2 separate regions of the Mus musculus genome follow, and region 1 is linked to region 2. A link is a loop called in an ENCODE intact Hi-C map of the cell type or tissue named here. Cell type or tissue: gastrocnemius. All regions are shown on one strand. Each heading gives the region's core, and the rest is flanking DNA. Links, peaks and the distances in the headings are about the cores only. Region 1 overlaps Nup98 (nucleoporin 98). Region 2 overlaps Nup98 (nucleoporin 98).

Region 1 (2,802 bases), core at 63-2,562, 57 kb after region 2:
ATCTCAAAAAACAAATGATTATAGAGTGTGACACAGTAGTGTGGCGAAGCTCCTAAGGTGTTTGAGTGAGAAGTAATGATGGTCCAAGCTTCAGCAAGGGGTGTGGCACAGGAATGGAAGATTGTTGTATTGGGCTTGAACTAAGGACTTAGAAATCAATACAATGACTATAATTGGAACCATAGGGATGGATCAGGAGAGTGTATAAATGAGTAGATCCTGCACTGTTTTAGACCTTAGAATAAAGAGACATAAATGCTGGTTTAAATGTCACCTCTTATTACATGTGTGTCTCTGAGTGTCATAGATTTATCCTCGGTATTTTGGTGTTGTGTAAAGACTTTGTGGTTTGTGAATCATGATCTCAAGACCTGTGCAGCACAGGCTCTGTGTTCTTTCCCTTATGTTACTGTTAGTGCCCTGTCCTTAGCAACTAGATGATATGTTGGTAGCGTGGGTTTTCTCCCCTCCTATCAATGTCCTAAGATTTTGTGTCATCTATGAGTGGGATTGAAGTATACGTGGGGTTTTGTTTGTTTGTTTGTTTGTTTGTTTGTTTTGGTGGTGGTACTGTTTTGTTTTTGATTTTTGAGACAGGGTTTCTGTTTATAGCCCTGGCTATCTTGGAACTCATTTCATAGACCAGGCTGGCCTCACACTCAGAGATGCGTTGAAGTGCTGAGATTAAAGGCATGTGAGGGAGAAATTTCTTTTATCCTTACTGGTTTCTCTGTTTTCCTGTAGGTGGATTGCTCAGGTTATGAACTAGAGCACTTACATACCAAAGTGACTTCACTGTGCAATCGGATAGAACAGATTCCGTGTTACAATGCCAAGGATCGCCTGGCTCAATCAGGTTAGCATGTGGGCTTTATTCATTCATGGCTATTTCACCCCACACCAGTGCCACGTTCTCAGCACTCACTCTGTTTTTTCTGTCTAGATATGGCCAAGCGGGTAGCCAACTTACTGCGGGTAGTGCTGAGCCTTCAGCATGCTCCTGATGCCACCTCCAACTCAACGCCAGACCCTCAGCGAGTCCCTTTGCGTCTTTTGGCTCCCCACATTGGCAGGCTCCCCATGCCTGAGGACTACGCCTTGGAGGAACTGCGAGGCCTTACCCAGTCCTACCTTCGAGAACTGACTGTTGGGAGCCAGTGAGCTTGGCTCTTGCCACCACACTCATGCCCACTCACACTCGCCACACCACAGTCCCCAGCACTGTTTTAGTTGACACTTTGCCAATCTCTGGGAATCCTCCATTCCTTTCTGCTGCATCTTCTAGTTATTCAGGGGTTTTCCTAATACTGAGCATAGCCTACAATAGCTCATAAGGGCTTCTGGAACAACAACAAAGAAGACAGGTCTCCATTTATCAACCTCAAGACCTTTTTTTTTCTTTTTCTTTTTTTTTTTTTTTTTTTTCTTTTGAAAAATGGTCAATAAAACCTCTTTGGCAGAACCTCCCAAAACCTAGGGAATTCTTTTCCACACCCAGCGTTCTGGCTCTCACCCCATGCCAGCATCTAACCTCCACCACTGCGATCCTTTTGTACCGTGACTGTTTGACAGACATCTGGCATATGACTGACTGACCTTCCTTACAGATTTGTCCCTCAAGTAGATTTCTCAGTAACGGTGGATTTTGGAGTCAAAAGAGAGTTGGACCTTGTTCTTTGGTAAATTTAAGATAGAAGGGCTGTCTGCCATAGAGGTAGAGATCTTCAAGGCCTTTACTCATGCCCTGTGTATCCTTTGGACACCATACTATCATGCGCAGTGGCCCCAAGCCACCGAGAACCAGTCTGAGAAGCTCCAGATTCGCTCAGGCCCTTGATCATCAGTCGTCGTCGTCTTCGATTTGCCAGAGGAGTTTAGATGAAGAATGTCAAGGATGTTCCTCCCTGCCCTCCCATCTAGCCAAGAACATTTCCAAGAAGATAAAACTGTCACTGAGACAGGTCTGGATGCGCCCTAGGGGCAAATAGAGAAGGCCTTTACCACATTGCTGCTGGCTATAGGAAGTCCCAGGTACTAGCCTGAAACAGCTGATATTTGGGGCTGTCACAGACAATATGGCCACCCCTTGGTCTTTATGCATGAAGATTATGTAAAGGTTTTTATTAAAAAATATATATATATATATAAATGATCTAGATTATTTTCCTCTTTCTGAAGTACTTTCTTAAAAAAATAAAATTAAATGTTTATAGTATTCCTGGTGGTATTGACTTTCTCTTTGTGTTTTTGGAGACTCTGAGAAGAAACCGATCCTAAGTTAAAGAGCGAGCGAGGGGCTGAGGAGTGAGTTCAGAGGGTCAGAGCACTAACCACACAAGTCTGACAATCCAAGTTTAGTTCTCAGACTCCTGATAAAGCAAGCTGTGTTGTTAGCACACATCTGTAATCCCAGTGCGCTGTATGTGCCTGGCAGCACTCTCATGGATACATGTTTACGTGTATTTTGATCATATCCATCACTCCCACTCTGAATTTCCAGCATTCTGGTTTTGTTTTGTCTTTGTCTGAATTTATTAATATTTTATGTGTATTGTGGTTTGCCTGTATGTATTCACCACTACAAAGTGAGTTCCAGGACAGCCAGGGCTACACAGAGAAACCCTGCCTTGAAAAACAAAAAGTATATTCAGATGAACAACTTCAATTTAGAATCTACGTGCATAAATTTGTGTGTAGTATTTATCAATCAGTAACTTCCTTGTCCCTAAATCTGTCCAAACTTAGCCTTTGGGCTTAGATGTAGCTCAACTGTAGAGATCTTGCCTAGTATGCAAAGAACTT
Region 2 (2,802 bases), core at 75-2,574:
AGGCACTTTTCTTGCTTTATGCTCTCAGGTAGTCAGACTATATAGATGTACACCATCATGCTCAGCTCACTAGCTGAAATTTTAATACCATATTTATTCTGTGTATCTTTTTTTATGACCCTTCCAAAGACCTATCAACCATTAAGATTTTATGCTCCTGGGATGGAGAGATGGCTCTGTGGTTAAGAGAACTGGCTGCTCTTCCTGAGGACCAAGGGTTCAGTTCCCAGCATCCACATATCAGCTCACAGCTGTCTGTAACTCCAGGTCCTCAACTGTAACTGTAACTCTCGTGTGAGGGATCGCTCATCCTCACACAGAAAACACCAATGCACATGAAATGGAAATAAGTAAAATTTTAAAAACAGAAAAGATTCTTTTTTTGTTGTTGTTTTTTCGAGATGGTTTCTCTGTGTAGCCTTGGCTGTCCTGGAACTCACTTTGTAGACCAGGCTGGCCTTGAACTCAGAAATCCGCCTGCCTCTGCCTCCTAAGTGCTGGGATTAAAGGCGTGTGCCACGGCACCTGGCTTAAGATTCAATGTTTTTAAGTGACTGTTTTCATTACTTTTGAAAATACATTTTTAATAAAAAGCTTTATTTGTGATATAAGTAATGTTTAGAATTAAATGTTTTTGTTCATTTTTTGTTTTGGTGTTTTGTGGTCAGGGGGATTTTACTTTTTAATGATGGGGTTTTGTACAGACTGTACAGATGGCCAGTTTTCTGGGAGGATTTTCTTGTTTCTTTGTGGTTGTTTGTTGTTGAGAATAGGACCTTATTGTAAGATCCCTGTTTGGCCTGGAACTTACTATATTGACTAGGCTGGCCTCAAACTCAGGAGATCCACCCGCTTTTCCCCCTCGAAGTTACAGGATTAAAGTTGTGTGCCACCACATTGTAAGTGTTTTTATTGTAAGAAGGTATTTATCCTAGTGTTCACTGATTTCTCAGTATACAAGGTCTCATCTTTATCTGGCATGCCTCACTAACTGTACAGTGTATTAAGATTACTTTTAGTTAGCAGAATTGTTTTGAAGTAAAATAGGCAGGGAGAATCAGAGGAAATGTGTGGTATAAACAGTGTAAGTTGGCACTCAGATATCTTCTATGGGTTTAAGGTAGACCCTGAATAGCTTATTTTCTGTTGCAGGACTATGATCCATCCATTCTTGTTAATTTCTTTTTTTTTTTTTTTAAAGATTTATTTATTCATTATATGCAAGTACACTGTAGCTGTCTTCAGACACACCAGAAAAGGGAGTCAGATCTCATTACAGATGGTTGTGAGCCACCATGTGGTTGCTGGGATTCGAACTCTGGACCTTCGGAAGAGCAGTCGGGTGCCCTTACCCACTGAGCCATCTCACCAGCCCCTCTTGTTAATTTCTAATTAAAAGAGAAAGCATCTTTAAGTACATTTTCTTTTTAAAAAAATTTTTTTGATTATGCCTGAGTGGGCAAAACAGTATGTATGGTAGGTAGCTAATAGCACAATTCAAGAAAAACTTAACAAACACATAGATCACTTGTTGAGATTAAATCAGATTACATGCTTAGATTTTAAAATGGCAGAAATATGCTTGGTTTCAGATTTTATATTCTTCAGCTTCATGATGGTTTTCACTGATAGTAACCAGATAGTGACATAACAAAGTATAATCCCCTTAGTGATTCTGTCAACGACGTCAGAGTACTCTCTTTACTGCTGAGGTTTTATTTCTTCTCTACCTATTCTCCCTTCTATAGACAGTGTCTTGCTATGCGATGGCCTTGGCCTTCAAAGAGGTTGAATTGCAAGCATGAGCCATCACACTGAGCTTCCATGATAATTTTTATATGACTGCATATGTTAAAAACAAGACTTTTCTGGTCTATGATTGATCATTTCTTAGCATTAGAGATTAATGATGCATTTATTTGTTTTGTCAAAAGGAATACCAAAACTTGTTAAAGGAAAGAAAAAGTAGCTATCTGACTGAGCCTATGAATTTACTAAGTGTGGCATTGTTAAATCACCTCACATAATCAGCCATACATTGCTGCCATGTGAGATCTATCAGTTTAAAACAAAAATTGCTAGAAAGATTTTTATGGGTCATTTTCTATTCCTTTAGATTCAGTAAACTTTTATTTTTTTTTTTTAGTGAAAATTTGTGGGATTGAATTTTTCTGTTTGTTAGTAAACCTGAATCATGTGTACTGACTTTGAAAGCCTTAACAAAGCTCAAATATCAAGCCTGTGTGTGTTGCTTTAATGCTGAATTGATATATCAGCATAAAGATGCAGTTAAGTAAATACAAAGACTTGTTTTCAGGTCTCAGAATTTTTTAACAAGTTACATTAGCTGATAATTTGGGGTTTATTAATATTATAACCTAAAGATGCATAATTTAAGAACAATTATCTTTGTGTTAAAACCCCCTTTTAAAGAAAATTGAGAATTTAAAAATTACAATCCACTTATTCTTTTATCTGCTTAGGGTTTGGCACAAATAACAGTGGGAGCAGTATTTTTGGAAGTAAGCCAGCAGCTGGAACTTTGGGAACTGGACTTGGTACAGGATTTGGAACAGGTAAGAAAATGATTGCATGAATATTAGGAAGTAAAATATCTTGAGTTTGATTTTTATTATCTCATGTGCTTATAAATAAGAGGCTTAATTTTTTTCATTTTTATGAATAGATTTATTAATGTATTTCCATCACTTAATATTTTACTAGGTTAGCACATTTATATTAAGTTCACAAAATGTATATTTTAAATTATAGAAAAGCCTTTCCACATAAAGTTTGGTGTTC

Evidence for each region. Hi-C counts contacts between places; a loop is a spot of excess contacts. Peaks named below come from ENCODE experiments on the same cell type or tissue, not always from the same donor. Only the 100,000 strongest peaks of a DNase experiment are listed, where the experiment ranks them.
Region 1: it touches region 2 in a loop (2.3-fold over the local background); 15 of 42 quality-filtered maps call a loop at or near these places.

Annotation. Positions count from the first base shown.
Region 1 is chr7:102,118,813-102,121,614 of GRCm38, reverse strand. Nup98 (nucleoporin 98) reads left to right here. Exons shown (of 33, transcript NM_001287164.1): 32 at 745-856; 33 at 944-2,215. The coding sequence ends at 1,161. It also overlaps a transcript of Art1 not described here. Among named protein-coding and RNA genes, the nearest start is that of Chrna10, 3.5 kb to the right of the region's middle. In gastrocnemius, for the core only: no CTCF peak of the experiment used is centred there; a DNase peak (open chromatin) is centred at 1,062.
Region 2 is chr7:102,176,087-102,178,888 of GRCm38, reverse strand. Nup98 (nucleoporin 98) reads left to right here. Exons shown (of 33, transcript NM_001287164.1): 11 at 2,484-2,576. Among named protein-coding and RNA genes, the nearest start is that of Nup98, 33 kb to the left of the region's middle. In gastrocnemius, for the core only: no CTCF peak of the experiment used is centred there; no DNase peak of the experiment used is centred there.